2 separate regions of the Homo sapiens genome follow, and region 2 is linked to region 1. A link is an interaction called in ENCODE POLR2A ChIA-PET data of the cell type or tissue named here. Cell type or tissue: IMR-90. All regions are shown on one strand.

The links. Peaks named below come from ENCODE experiments on the same cell type or tissue, not always from the same donor. Only the 100,000 strongest peaks of a DNase experiment are listed, where the experiment ranks them.
Region 2: POLR2A ChIA-PET joins it to region 1 with 14 read pairs; 3 of 35 experiments call an interaction of 5 or more read pairs at or near these places.

The regions. Positions count from the first base shown.
Region 1 is chr1:112,403,345-112,411,344 of GRCh38, reverse strand. The region is part of intron 1 of CTTNBP2NL (CTTNBP2 N-terminal like); the gene reads right to left. Among named protein-coding and RNA genes, the nearest start is that of CTTNBP2NL, 11 kb to the right of the region's middle. RefSeq lists a silencer at 3,405-3,592 and an enhancer at 6,345-6,870. In IMR-90, no CTCF peak of the experiment used is centred here; DNase peaks (open chromatin) are centred at 6,854 and 7,884; H3K27ac peaks cover 1,804 bases.
Region 2 is chr1:112,784,025-112,792,024 of GRCh38, reverse strand. No RefSeq gene overlaps it. Among named protein-coding and RNA genes, the nearest start is that of NUTF2P4, 40 kb to the right of the region's middle. RefSeq lists enhancers at 1-12, 13-587. In IMR-90, no CTCF peak of the experiment used is centred here; a DNase peak (open chromatin) is centred at 3,274; H3K27me3 peaks cover 181 bases.

The sequences.
Region 1 (8,000 bases):
CTTTAAATTTTATTTGATAAAATGTAATCTTTGCCTTTTATTTTAAGGCACTAAGTCTGAAAGCCCATTTGAGTTGCTGAAACCTAACAGTCAAATGGGGACAGTGTCAAAGGAAGAAATAATGCTGCAGTAAGTCCTTGGTTGCTTCATTAAAACAAGAATCAGTAATTAAACTAATTACAGATCTCTCAAGTTAGGACAGGAAGTATGAATTTGTTATACAGTCAAGAATATAGACCCAACAACATATACACAAACCACTGCATAAGCTATTCCAGCAATTTCTGCCCAATATATGGGCAGAATTATGTGGCCAAGGATATTCAGAAAAAGGGTATTTCTAGCCCCATATTCATTATCAGAAAAACTGACAGATTTTTGGTATGCCACATGGTGTCTATAGACTCATTCCCTACTTATTTTCTAAGTAAGCTGTCACTTGTCATCTTCATCATCAGTGACTCTGAAGGACAAGATCAGTTCAACTAGATGCTCAGCTCATTCCTTCCAAGACCCGAATTACCTTAGAGTTTAGACACAGATATTTCTAAGTCTATGGACTCATTCCCTACTTATCTTCTAAGTAAGCTGTCACTTGTCATTTTCATCATCAGTAACTCCGAAGAGCAAGATCATTTCAACTAAATGCTCAGCTAATTCCTTCCAAGACCCAACTTTCCTTAGAGTTTAGACATAGATATTTCTAAGGAATGCTACAGTCTATAAATCTGAAATAAAAACCACTTGTAGACAAATTATCTGGATACATTATCATACACTGTGGCATAGCCAGCTATAGCTATATTAAGCTTTATAGTTTTCTCAATAAAAAATACACATATAAATATATACAATAAAAAAGATAAAGATATTTATTTTTAAAAAAGATATTTTAATAGCCTGGAAAAATAAACCCATTTAAGGGCTAAGTATAACACTTTTTTTTTTTTTTTGAGATGGAGTTTCGCTCTCATTGCCCAGGCTGGAGTGCAATGGCACGATCTTGATCACCGCAGCCTTCGCCTCCCGGGTTCAAGCTATTCTCCCACCTCAGCCTTCTGAGTAGCTGAGATTATAGGCATGCGCCACCATGCCTAGCTGATTTTATATTTTTAGTAGAGATGGGGTTTCTCCATGTTGGTCAAGCTGGTCTCAAACTCCTGACCTCAGGTGATCCCCCCGCCTTGGCCTCCCAAAGTGCTGGGATTACAGGTGTGAGCCTCCGTGCCCGGCCTACACTTATTTTTATGTTATCAATAAGTGATTTCAAATGAGCCTGCCCAGCATACCATTTGGTGTATTCACAGGTTTCATCCCACCATGAAATCTTAGCCCAATAGCCAGGACAGCATGAGTCTTTTCTAGATGAACTTTCTTGTGCCAACAGTCAGAAGTTATGGGTATCAAAAACTGCATCCCCCCAACTACCCCACTGTGCCTCCTTAACTGTAGTACTGATTTTGCCTAGAAGTATGTTGGTGTGGCTCTGCTCATTTTATTCTGATATTTTCCCCTCTCTGGATACTATCCGAGCTCCACTTATTCTGGTTTCGGTTATGCTTCTTCTTTCTTGAAGAAGTCCCAGTTTCTGCTCTGGAATTCTGACTTAATTCTATAAGATAACAAGCATTGCTGCTGCCATTTTACCATATAGAGACTGAATGGCGGAAAAAGAAACACCCTAAACAGCTTCTATAGCCATGTAAGCAGTAGGACAGGGCAGGACAGGGCAGGGCAGGGTGGAGTACAAGCAAGATGTTTGTCTGTCTATTATCTGGGTGTGAGCATATCTACATAGAACTGAGGCTTTATTTCTTTCCAGGTGGTAGGTTTTTCCACATAAGGTAGGAAAACAACATTTTTAGATGAGGCTTAGATAGCTCCTGACATAGAAATGCCTCAAAAAAATCTATATAGATCTATTTAAATAAATCAACTGGACTAATTTTTTTTAATCAGTAATTTTACCTAGGAGAGCATTCTTGCAACGCTGGATAAAAATCACTTTTTAATTATATACTCAGATATCGAACTTAAGAAATTTATACTCAGCTATCAAATTTAAGAAATTTATATTTGGACTACAAATGACTCAGATTAAGGTCATTCAGTGAGTTTTTAGTATTGGTGAGCAAAGTGATTAGTGATTAGCGAGCAAAGTTATAAAGGAAATTGACTCCAATTATGTAAAGACTCCTTTTTTTTTTTTTTTTTTTTGAGACAGAGTCTCACTTGGTTGCCCAGGCTGGAGTGCACTGGCACAACCTTGGCTCACTGCAACCTCTGCCTCCGCAGTTTAAGCAATTCTCCTGCCTCAGCCTCCTAAGTAGCTGGGACTACAGGTGCGTGCTACCACGCCTGGCTAGTTTTTATATTTTTAGTAGAGACGGGGGTCTCACCATGTTGGCCAGGCTGGTCTTGAACTCCTGACCTCAAGTGATTCGCCCACCTCAGCCTCCCAAAGTGCTGGGATTATAGGTGTGAGCCACCATGCCCGGCCCGTAAATACTCTTTCAATACATATAAGCCAAGCCAAAATATAGGAGGCCAGTAAATTCTTAAAACTCAAAGAGCCAAGATGGACATGTGAAATGGGTGTTTTTGATAGTTTGCCACTAGATCATGTACTTTTCTTAAAAACCCAGTATACATGAAATAATAATAAAAAAGAAACTTGCCACATTTACAAATACTAAATCTGAATATGAACAGAAATGCACTGCTATTTTAAAAAATGCATTCAAAGCTTCAGTTAATAGGGTTGCTCCTTAAAAAAAAATTAAAATGTATACAAAACAACCTCATATTGGAGGTAGAAGGTGTTGACACACTACCTTGACTATCTCAAAAGATTTAAGATTCTAATTTTTCAGAAGGATTATTTATTCATTTGGGATAAAAGAGTGACAACATTCTAAATGGTCCCTTTCATTCCTCTTTGGCATTTAAGGGTTAGGCTAGGAAGTAAAACATGTCAATGTGCCACTAGAAAATAATTTTCTGGCTGGGTGCAGTGGCATATGCCTGTAATCTCAGCACTTTGGGAGGCCAAACAGGAGGATCAATTGAGGCCAGGCGCTCAAGGCCAGCCTGGGCAACAGCAAAAAAAAAAAAAAAAAAAAAATTAAAAAAAAAAGAAAGAAAGTAATTTTTTGATTAAGAAAGCAGATCTTTTGTACATTTGTTAAAGAAAGCTGTTTTTGAAGGGCGTGGCTCACACCTGTAATCCCAACACTTTGGGAGGCTGAGGCCGGCAAATCACCTGAGCTCAGAAGTTTGAGACCAGCCTGGACAACATGGCAAAATCCTGTCCCTACAAAAAATGCAAAAATTAGCCAGGCATGGTGGCATGTGTGCCTGTAGTCCCAGCTACTTGGTAGGCTGAGGCAGGAGAATTGCGTGAGCCCGGGTGGTGGAGGTTGCAGTGAGGCAAGATTACGTCACTGCACTCCAGCCCGGGCAATACAGCGAGACCCTGCCTCAAAAAAAAAAAAAAAAAAAAAAGAAAGAAAAAAGAAAGCCGTTTTTGTTACTATTTACAAAAGTTCTAAAATCAAGGTATAATAACTGATCTCATTTTATTCAATTCCAATATTAAACAGTATATATCTCAAATCAAGCTTCTCTCAGATGAAGGTGAAAGATATTACTGGAATATTTGGATTACTATAATACATGTGTTAAATACACATAACACAGGCTGACTTGTACCTCCCAAAATTCATATGTTGAAGTCCTAAGCCCCAGTACCTCAAAATGTGACTGATTTTGGAAACAGGATCTCTAAAGAGATAATTAAGTTAAAATGAGGTCATTAGGGTGGGCTCTAATCCAATATGACTGGTGTTTTATAAGAAGAGGAAATAGAGATATAGACGGGTCAGAGTTAAGACAATGTGAAGACAGCCATCTTTATAAGCCAAGGAGAGACGCCTCAGAAGAAACCAATCTTGCCCACACATTGATCTCAGACTTCTAGGCTCCAGAATTGTGAAAAAATAAATTTCTATTTTTTAAGCCACCCCATCTGTGGTACTTTGTTATAGCAGCCCTAGCAAACTCACACAACATGTTAACCACTTACTACTTTGACAGATGATTAGAACAACTGGATCTAATTGAATTGTAGGTAAGGGGGATCTAAGCCTTCCTCTTACCATGACAGCACTACAACACAGTATTTCTCAGAATGCCTTATTTTGCCTTATCAGTCTGTTTTTTCCCAGCCATATTATAGACAGCATTATATAAAACAGAATGGTTTGGGAACATTTTTAGAGAAAATCAATTTCAGGATCCCACGAGGAAAGATGTTTTGAGTTATCCTGAAATATAATATGAATAGTGCACTTACAAAGAAATTACAATGGTGCCAAGGGATCAAGATGCTTGTTTATTCAATACTGCCAACATAGACTTTGAAGCAGGCCTCAAGAGATCAGCTCTATAATTAAGCTAGTATTTTTTAGGGTCAACATTTATAACACTGTAGTACTCTATTCAAATACATAGTGCTCTATTTACATTAAAGCAGATTCCAGGTTACCAGATTATCTGGATCTATGCTTAATAGAGAAATTAATTATGATATACTATCAGCAATAATCACCACCACTTCAGAGTTCTATAGCAGTTTTCTAAGAAGAATTTAAACAATAATAGTAATAATGAAAAAAAGATAAACATTTATTGAGCTAAACATTAATGTATGCCAGACAGTGTTCTAAGTACTTGACATGTACAGGTATTAACTAATTCAGTCTTCACAACAACCTTAGGTGATATGCTATAACCATCCCCAACAAATTCATCATTATCATCATCCTCCTCATTTAACAGATGAGAAACCTGAGGCATAGAGGCTAAAAAACTTGCTCAAAGCCTCACAGCTAGTATGTGGTAGAAATGGGATGTGAACCCAGGTAAATTGACTCCAGAGACTCCCTTGGTAACCACTGCTTACATCTGATCCTCTCATTTTATCAGCCTTAGGAATTGTATGGTGGAAAAACCTCAGCTAAACAACGATTCACAAAGCTGGAAGGAGCCTCAGCAATAATCTAATTCAGCACTCTCATTCTACAGATGAGTACTGAGGCCAGAGTTGTTAATGTGAATACAGTTAAATAGAACTAGGTCTAGCACACGTTTTTTTTTTTTTGAGACGGAGTCTCACTTTGTCACCCAGGCTGGAGTGCAATGGCGCGATCTCGGCTCACTGCAACCTCCGCCTCCCAGGTTCAAGCAATTCTCCTGCCTCAGCCTCCTAAGTAGCTGGGATTACAGGTGCCCACCACCACGCCCAGCTAATTTTTCTATTTTTAGTAGAGACAGGGTTTCACCATGTTGGTCAGGCTGGTCTCGAACCCCTGACCTCGTGATCCACCTGCCTCGGCCTCCCAAAGTGCTGGGATTACAGGCGTGAGCCACTGCGCCCGGCCGCATACATGTCTTTTTAAGATCCAGTTTAATTCGCTTTCTGGGACAACATAATAGGTATCAGGTTTTTGTTTTGTTTAGTTCTAAGACTCATGCAACTCTGCTATATCTCTCTGTGAGTGTGAATGTGTGAATGTGTAAGTGTGTGTGTGTACACATCTCTTTCTCTGTCTCTCATATATGATGTCAGCAAGATTTATATGTATATTGAAGAAAAGAAGGAAGTAGCCTTATGCCCATAAACAAACATTCAGATATCTCTTCCCTCAAATGAGAACATTAGTGCAAAGCTATTAAAAACAGGTCTGGGCTGGGTGCAGCGGCTCACGCATGTAATCCCAGCACTTTGGAATGCCGAGGCAGGCAGATCACCTGAGATAAAGAGTTCAAGACCAGCCTGGCCAACATGGTGAAACCCCATCTCTACTAAAAATACAAAAATTAGCCGGGCATGGTGGCGCACACCTGTGATCCCAGCTTCTCAGGTGGCTGAGGAAAGAGAATCGCTTGAACCCAGGAGGTGGAGGTTGCAGTGAGCTGAGATTGCACCACTGCACTACAGCCTGGGAGACAGAGCAAGACTCTATCTCAAAACAAGAACAAAAGGTCTGTCTACCTGGATATCTGTTTACACCATCTCAGGTATTCTCATCTGAGACAAGGCCAAACTAGAACTACATTAGTTAAGCTACTGGAATGGATGTTAATGAAAATGAATAACAACTTTTATATTAATAAATTTTTTATCATTGAACATTTTAAAAAAGATATGTCTTTTAACATCAGAATATTATTACCAGGAAACTGAAACATTACATTTTTTTTGTTTGTTTTTTTTGAGATGGAGTTTTGCTCTTGTTGCCCAGCCTGGAGTGCAATGGCGCAACCTCGGCTCACCGCAACCTCGGCCTCACCGCAACCTCCGCCTCCTGGTTCAAGAGATTCCCCTGCCTCAGACTCCCAAGTAGCTGGGATTACAGGCTTGTGCCACCATGCCTGGCTAATTTTGTATTTTTAGTAGAGACGGGGTTCCTCCATTTTGGTCAAGCTGGTCTGGCACTCCTGACCTCAAGTGACCCGCCCACCTCGGCCTCCCAAAGTGCTGGAATTACAGGCGTGAGCCACTGCACCCGGCTGAATCATTTCTATATAATTTGTTAGATGGCTTTATTTCATTTAAATGAAATTGTAACATGATTTCAATCAAATATGTATCTGACCGTCTCTATTGTCTATCTGTCCATCAGTCCCCTAAATTTTTGCTTTTCTGAAATAATGCCACCATAACTTGTAAAATACCACAAGGGAACAATAACATGTAGATTGATTATTTTCAGTAAGATGATTCATGGGCCACAATTCTAGAGGCAGCCTGGAATGCAAACCCTTCAAATGCTAATGTAGGATGATGACGTCATTGATTCCACTAAGATTCCACACTGGGGAGAAACTCCAGAGTATGGTATGAAGGATTAACCATCAAACAGTTAAGGAATCTGTGTTTTAGCGATGCCCATAACCTGACTTTATCTGAACTGCAAAAAAAACTTCAAATAATCCTCTAGCAGAAATAAAACTCGTGATGTTGTTTTGTCTTCTAAGACAGATAACTGACTTAAAAAAAATTTAACAATTGAGTATCAGTTGAATATTTCCAACAACAAGCCTGGCAATTGTTGTTCTATGGTTCTTCAGGGACAGTAATTCTGCTGGGAGACAGTATGTTATAGTGGAAAGCACATGGATTTTGGAATCTGACAGAGCTGAGTTTGCATCCTGGCTCTGCCACTTGCTCTTTCATCCATTTAACCTTTGAACTTCAGTTTTTTAGCTATAAAATGGACATAACAATACATACTGTAACAGGAGGCTGCATGGTTTAAATGAGTTAGTGACTGGTCAGCTTCTCATTTCTCATCCTTAAAGAGCATACTTTTTGGTTTCATCTGCAAGGATAATGAAGTTTTCCTTTTCCAATGGGTCATCATTGTCTATCATTCACGTGTCTAATTTACAAACCAAAACAAGTTTACTTCTGACTTCTGGCAGGTTGATCTGCACCAAAAAGAAAGAGATGGCCTGGCCAGTTCCTGGGAAAGTCAGTTTAGAGACATGTTCAAGCCAATTGTATCTGCACAATACTTGGGAAAAGAAAAGGCCAGCCTTCTGCTTAGATTAGTTTTTTGTGCCTTTAGCATACAGGTAAACGCATACCTTTGCTTCCACTGAATTTTAACAGGTTTTAATCAAGTCACAACTTTAACTTGTGATGACTGAGAAATGGGTTTCCTGAAAATATCACAGCTATTTTTTTACATTAAATTAAATGCATAATGGATATGTATCTACATTCGTAATTCAAGAGCAGTTATCACATTCTATTACATCAATTCATCTGTTTACATATCTGTCTTCTGTCTCACAAGACTCTGAACTCATCTGAACAACTACTCTGTCTATTCAACTTGATCACACTTAGCACTAGCAGTGTCTGGTTCAGATACTGAAAAAATGCTGGTTGGAAAGAAATGTACAGCACTTTCAATCTCAGCCAACACAAC
Region 2 (8,000 bases), 380 kb before region 1:
AGAGTTTGACTGCTTTTGTCCACAGAGGCCATTAGGCTGAGATGGCTTCAGCACCTTCAGTTCCTACATAAACAAACTAAAATCAAAGTCAACGTAAACCATAAAGTGAAAGTTAAGCTAAACCAATCAGAAACTGCCAACTATGCTCATTTTAAAGATTTCACCAATATGAAACCGCCAGCTAACGACCAAGCAGGGACTTTACACTTCAACCAAGCAAATATTTTCTTTGTGTTTCCCAAACACCTTATAAAAGGTTTTTCCTTGCACCCATTGGTGGAACCCAAACTGCTTGTGATTTGGCCCTGCGTGATTCATGAGTTGCTGTCCACTCAAATAAACTCTTTAAAATTTCAGTGTGCCCAAGTTTACCTTTTAACAAGTTTATATGCATTATCTTGACTAATAATCACAAGAATTGCCTTTATTGTTGATGATTATATGCCAGACACACTCCTGATTGGATCAGCAATTATCGGACAATTAGATTTGGAAGGGTGCAGGGTGACTACCCTGTCATTCGTAAGATATGCCTATCTGCCAACCCAGGCCAGTCTCAGTCCCATCCATCAGCTTTGGAGCCAGCTCACCAGGAGGGGGTGGAGTGAAGGCCTAAAAGCGGGGCTAAGATAAGGGGTGGCTCTGTGCATCTCTTTGGGTTCTGAAGCCGCTCCTTCCCACCAGCCTGCGGTGTCTCCTCTCCCATTCTAAGACCAGGGCACGGGCATTTTAAAGACTATATCCGTCAAGATATATGAAGCCTTTGGAGACTATTGTGAAAGTTTACACAAATCTGATTATCCCCACAGTGAACTGAATTATAGTCAATTAGTCTAACAAGATTAGTGTCGAGTAGATTTGCTGAATTTACTGCCTTGACTGATAATGCGGAAAGGGAAGAATAAACAGACTTCTGTCTCTATCTTAGTCCTTTCCTTCATTCTTCATTCCCCTCCCCACTCAGAAACTTTTGGATCTTCAAGGGAGAGAGCTTATAAATCACACATGCCATCCACCCAATGGGGCAGATTCATCTGTTCCTGACCTCATTCTGGCTGCCCTTCCTTCCTGCTGATCAGTAAACAGTCCTTCATTACCATAGCAGCTTTGTCCTTCTTCCCTGGCAGTTCCTGTCCACTGGGGAATAATAATTGAACCAAAGTTTGGAGCTGAGAAGAAAGCGATTTTTCTTCCTTGAGGTTTGGTGTGGGTTGGGTGTGAATTGACCAGTAGTTGTGTGCAGGCTGGGGAGCTCCTGCTTCTATCATCAGCCAACTCAGAAATTTCATCAAGATCTAAATCTAAAGCCATTTCCCCTTGGAGTCAACCTGACTGGCATTCTCTTTGGTGTTTGACTTCTAAATCTCTCTCTAATGTGCCAGGAGATGGGGAGTTGGCATTAGTTCTAATTGTCAATCATCCCGCTCCACCATACCTTTATCTCCACTAACTTCACACCACCTAGCTGGAGAGATGGATCATTCCCTTCCTTTTACAGAAGATGAGGATGAAGCTCAGTTGACACCAAGCCAGGCTAGAATGCTGATGAGACCTCAGTGAGCTTTGCCTAGGTCCCATCCACATGCCCTTGGCATTCACCTCTGCCCATCCAAGGCTGCCCACTTAGAACATCTACATGCCTGGCAAACTAGAAGTGCCAGAGAGTGGAAGGCCCCAGAGGCAAAATGGCAAGTGGTAAAAGGGTGGGGCATAAGCACCTGGCTTCCTTGTCCTGAGTTGCCTCATGACAGCATGTCCCATATCATCTCCTGACGTTCCCCAGTAGGATAGGGCTCCAGTTGCCTACAGTGGTAACTGGCTTGGTAACATCCCTTCATTAACTTCCTTTCCTTCCCTATCTCACTTTACCACTCCTGATGGGTGTTTCCTGAGATTACCTCCCAAAAAATGCTTTGCACTTACATCCTTGTCTCAGGATCTGTTTCAGAGGAATTCAATCCAATATAAGACACTTCCATTTTTGGTGCCTTAACTTCTGGCTCTGCAGTAGCAGCACTAACAGCAGTAGTTGCTGGGCTTCCCTAGAGCTCCTAATGGGGCACATCTAGGGGTTCAGGATGGAATGACTTGCCCTCACCAAGTTGTGCAAATCCCAGTACGGGGGAGTGTGTAAGACCTCAGGTCATTAGCACCCTTCCCTGTTAAAGGGGTTTGAAAAGTTTAGGAACCATATGTCTGAATGGCCATACTTGCCTTGCAAGGTGTGGGAATCAGAAATGCAAGAGGAAGAGGCCGGGCGTGGTGGCTCACGCCTGTAATCCCAGCACTTTGGGAGGCCGAGACGGGCAGATCACAAGGTCAGCAGATTGAGACCATCCTGGCTAACAAGGTGAAACCTCGTCTCTACTAAAAATACAAAAAATTAGCCGGGCATGTTGGCGGGCATCTGTAGTCCCAGCTACTCGGGAGGCTGAGGCAGGAGAATGGCATGAACCCGGGAGGCAGAGTTTGCAGTGAGCCCAGATCGCGCCACTGCACTCCAGCCTGGGCAACAGAGCGAGAATCCGCCTCAAAAAAAAAACAAGAAATGCAAGAGGAAGTGACCCTGGGTCAGCAAAGGAGCTGAGGGACACCATTTACCTTTCTGGGACAGGTTTTCAAGCTCTGGTGCTTCCTCAACAGGCTATAAATAACAGGTCCAGAGTCTTACTCCCTTGCACCTCCATTCTGCGATGGGCACTCATGAGAGGGCAATGGGGAGCATGTGGCACTAGAAGCCAGAACACCTGGTCTGAGATACTGGAAAATACTTAGGAAAAATCTTGAGTTCGTAGTTTTTCAACGTTTTTCCCCTAGAGACAGGGCCTTGCTCTCTTGTCCAGGCTGGAATGCGGTGGCACAATTATAGCTCACTGCAGCCTTGAACTCTTGGCATCAAGTGATCCTCCTGCCTCAGCCTCCTGCTGGGATTACAGGCACGAGCCACTGTGCCCAGCTTCAACCTTCTTTAAACATTTGTTTTTCAGTTTATAATTCTAGCTGAGTGACCTTAGGCAAACGACACTACCACTCTATCTATGCATTGCTCATCCATCCATTCATTTATCAGACATTTTAAAGGCAATGTGCCAGGTACTGTGCTGGGTACACAGATATAGAAATTAATGACAGTCCATACCCTCTGGAAGCTCCCAGTCTCATGTGGCAGACACAGACTAGATCCATGCTATGAGAGAGGTAGATACAGTGGGAAGGAGTGCTTGGAGAGGCCTCTCACCCAGGCTTAGAAAAGTGAAGAAAGAGTTCCTGGAGAGCTGCCACCTGAGATGAGTCTTGAGGTAGCAGTTAATAAAAGGAACAGCATCTGCAGCAGAGAGAACAGTACATAAACAGATGAGGAGGTCAGAGAAGCCAGAGAAAGATGGGGACCCTGAAGCTGTTTCCACATGGTATGTCCCTGAGCAGATCACTTCACCATGCTGGGCCTTGGCTTCCCCACTTGACCTGCTTTCTTCAACAATTGGAATAAGATTAAATATGATAATGGATGTGAGAGCATTTAGAAAGCCTAAGGTCATGTAGAAATATGAAAGATTGAAGAGGGGCATGATAGAACATACCCCACCCCTGTCATTGGGAAAGAAGATAGTGTTGGGAGAGGGGACACACAAGGTGATATTTCTTTGCTCTGTGTCTTGTCTGAAGTAGTCAGTGTGGCTGACGGGGCCATAAATTAGACTGAGCAGCAATAAACATAATCCTGTGTAAAGTATTAGACAGCTGATGAGCACATTTTGTATGTGTGTGTTTTGTTTTGTTTTTGAGAGAGAGTCTCACTCTGTTGCCTAGGCTGCAGTGTAGTGGTGCTGATGAGCACTTTTACAACAATTTATTCCTCATGTGATATGGTTTGGATCTGCATCTCTGCCCGAATCTCATGTTGAATTATAATCCTCAATATGGGGGGTGGGGCCTGGTGGGAGGTGATTGGATCATGGGGGTGGTCTCTCATGGTTTAACACCATCCCCGCTTGGTCCTGTATAGTGATAGAGTTCTCAGGAGATTTGGTCGTTTAAAAGTGTGTTGGCTGGGTGCGGTGGCTCACACTTGTAATCCCAGCAATTTGGGAGGCTGAGGTGGGCAGATCAATGAGGTCAACAGTTTGAGACCAGCCTGGCCAACGTGGTGAAACCCCATCTCTACTAAAAATACAAAAATGAGCTGGGCATGCTGGTGAGCACCCGTAATCCCAGCTACTTGGGAGGCTGATGCAGGGAATTGCTTGAACTGGGAGGTGGAGACTGCAGTGAGCTGAGATCCCACCACTGCCCTCCAGCTTGGGTGACAGAGTGAGACTCAGTCTCAAAAAATAAAATAAAAATAAAAGTGTGTAGCATCTCTCTCTCTCTCAGTCCTACTCTGGCCATGTAAGATGTGTCTGCTTCCCCTTTGCCTTCGGCCATGATTGTAAGTTGACTGAGGCTTCCCCAGAAGCTGAGCAGATACCAGCATCATGCTTCCTATACAGTTGGTGGAACTGTAAATTAATTAAACCCCTTTTTTTTTACTATTATTATTTTTTTGAGATGGAGTTTCACTCTTGTTGCCCAGGTTGGAGTGCAATGGCATGATCTCTTAGCTCACTACAACCTCCACCTCCCTGGTTCAAGCAATTCTCCTGCCTCAGCCTCCCGAGTAACTGGGATTAGAGGCATGAGCCACCACGCCCAGCTAAATTTGTATTATTTTTTTTTTTTTTGGAGACAGAGTCTCACTGTCTCTCAGGCTGGAGTGCAGTGGTGCCATCTCTGCTCACTACGCTCACTACAAGCTCCTCCTCCCGGGTTCAGGTCATTCTCCTGCCTCAGCCTCCCGAGTAGCTGGGACTACAGGCGCCCACCACAACGCCCAGCTAATTTTTTGTATTTTTAGTAGAGATGGGGTTTCACCGTGTTAACCAGAATGGTCTCAATCTCCTGACCTTGTGATCTGCCTGCCTCGGCCTCCCAAAGTGCTGGGATTACAGGCGTGAGCCACCGTGCCGAGCTCTAATTTTGTATTTTTAGTAGAGACAGGGTTTGTCCATGTTGGTCAGGCTAGTCTTGAACTCCTGACCTCAGGTTATCTGCCCGCCTCAGCCTCCCAAAGTGCTGGGATTACAGGCATGAGCCACCAAGCCCAGCCTAAACCTCTTCTTTCTTTCTTTTCTTTTTTTTTGAAACAGAGTCTCACTCTTTTTGCCCAGGCTGGAGTGCAATGGCGCAATCTCGGCAGACTGCAACCTCCCCTTCCCGGGTTCAAGCAATTGTCCTGCCTGCCTCAGCCTCCCGAGAAGCTGAGATTACAGGTGTGCATCACCACGCCCAGCTATTTTTTTTTGTATTATTAGTAGAGGCGGGATTTCACCATGTTGGCCAGGCTAGTCTAAAACTCCTGACCTCAGGTGATCCACCCACCTCAGCCTCCCAGAGTGCTGGAATTATAGGCGTGAGCCACTGTGCCCAGCCAATTTCTTTTTTTTTTTAATGAAAAAAATATAATGATGGAACTGATAAAGAAATTTCATTATTTTGTCCTCTAAAATGTGTGTGCCTGCTCTCAGATTGTCTTTTTGTCTTGGCTGCGATTCTGCATAAAATCTCTCACTGAAGCACTCAAAAGGCTGGTCGATTTAATGTCAGGCTGGGCGTGGTGGCTCACACCTGTAATCCCAGCACTTTGGGAGGCCGAGGCGGGCGGATCACGAGGTCAGGAGATCAAGACCATCCTGGCTAACACGGTGAAATCCCGTCTCTACTAAAAATACAAAAAATTAGCCGGGCATGGTAGCGGGCGCCTGTAATCCCAGCTACTCAGGAGGCTGAGGCAGGAGAATGCCAATTTCTTTTCTTTAATAAATTACCCAGTCTTGGCTGGGCACAGTGGCTAATGCCTGTAATCCCAGCACTTTGGGAGGCCGAGGCAGGGGAAAAACCTGAGGTCAGGAGTTTGAGACCAGCCTGACCAATATGGTGAAACCCCATCTCTACTAAAAATACAAAAATTAGCCAGTTGTGGTGTTGGGTGCCTGTAGTCCCAGCTACTCAGGAGGCTGAGACCAGAGAATTGCTTGAACCCAGAAGGCAAAGGTTGCAGCGAGCCAAGATCACGCCACTGCACTCCAGCCTGGGCGACAGAGCGAGACTCTGTCTCAAAAATAAATAAATAAATAAAATTACTCAGTCTTAGGTGTTTCTTTTTTTTTCTTTTCTTTTTTCTTTCTTTCTTTCTTTCTTTCTTTCTTTTTTTTTTTGAGACAGAGTTTTGCTCTTGTTGCCCAGGCTGGAGTGCAATGGTGCAATCTCGGCTCACTGCAACCTCTGCCTCCTGAGTTCAAGCAATTCTCCTGCTTCAGCCTCCCAATTAGCTGGGATTACAGGCATGCACCACCATGCCTGGCTAATTTTGTATTTTTAGTAGAGACGGGGTTTCTCCATGTTGGTCAGGCTGGCCTCGAACTCCCGACCTGAGGTGATCCGCCTGCCTCGGCCTCCCAAAGTGCTGGGATTACAGGCGTGAGCCATCACACCTGGCCTTTTTTTTTTTTTTTTTTTGAGACAGAGTCTTGCCCTCTTGCCCAGGCTGGAGTGCAGTGGCATGATCTCTGCTCACTGCAACTTCTGCCTCCTGGGTTCAAGCAATTCTCCTGCCTCAGCCTCCCGAGTAGCTGGGAATACAGGCACGTGGCATCATGCCTGGCTAATTTTTGTATTTTTAGTAGAGACAAGGTTTCACCATGTTGGCCAGGCTGGTCTCAAACTCCTGACCTTGTGATCCGCCCGCCTCAGCCTCCCAAACTGCTGGGATTACAGGCTTAAAATAATTCCTTGCCGGGAGCAGTGGCTCATGCCTGTAATCCCAACACTTTGGGAGGCCAAGGCGGGCAGATCACGAGGTCAAGAGATCAAGACCTTCCTGGCCAACATGGTGAAAACCAGTCTCTACTAAAAATAAAAAAATTAGCTGGGCATGGTGGTGCGCACCTGTAGTCCCAGCTACTCGGGAAGCTGAGGCAGGAGAATCGCTTGAACCTGGGAGGCAGAGGTTGCAGTGAGCCAAGATCGCGCCACTGCATTCCAGCCTGGCGACAGAGTGAGACTCCAGCTCAAAAAAAAAAAAAAAAAAAAGAAAGAGAAAAGTATTTCTTTATAGCAATGTAAGAACAAACTAGGGCCAGGCACGGTTGCTCACGCTTGTAATCCCGGCACTTTGGGAGGCCGAGGTTGGTGGAGCACCTGCGGTCAGGAGTTGGAGACCAACCTGGCCAATATGGTGAAGCCTCATCTCTACTAAAAATACAAAAAAATTTAGCTGGGCATGGTGGTGGGCACCTGTAACCCCAGGTACTCAGGAGGCTGAGGCAGGAGAATTACTTGAACCTGGGATGCGGAGGTTGCAGTGACCCAAGATTGCGCCATTGCACTCCAGCCTGGGCAAAAAGAGTGAAACTCCATCTCAAAAAAAAAAAAAAACCAAAAAAAACAAAAACCAAAAAAACCCCACAAACTAACACAGAAAACTGGTACCAAGGAGTGGGGCATTGCTATAAAGATACCTGAAAATGTGGAAGCACCTTTGGAGATGGGTAATGGAAAGAGGCTGGAACAGTGTGGAAGGTCAGAAGATGGCAGGAAGATGAGGGAAACTTTGGAACTTCCTAGAGATGTGTTAAATCAAGCTTCTCCGACCAGCAGCCCATGGGCCACACGCAAACCAGAATGGCTTTGAATGCAGCCCAGCACAAATTCATAATCTTTCTTAAAACATTATGAAATGTTGGCTGGGCGCAGTGGCTCACACCTTAATCCCAGCACTTTGGGAGGCCAAAGTGGGTGGATCATGAGGTCAAGAGATCGAGGCCATCCTGGCCAACATGGTGAAACTCCATCTCTACTAAAAATACAAAAATTAGCAGGGTGTGGTGGTGTGTGCCTGTAGTCCCAGCTATTTGGGAGGCTGAGGCAAGAGAATCACTTCAACCCAGGAGGCAGAGGTTGCA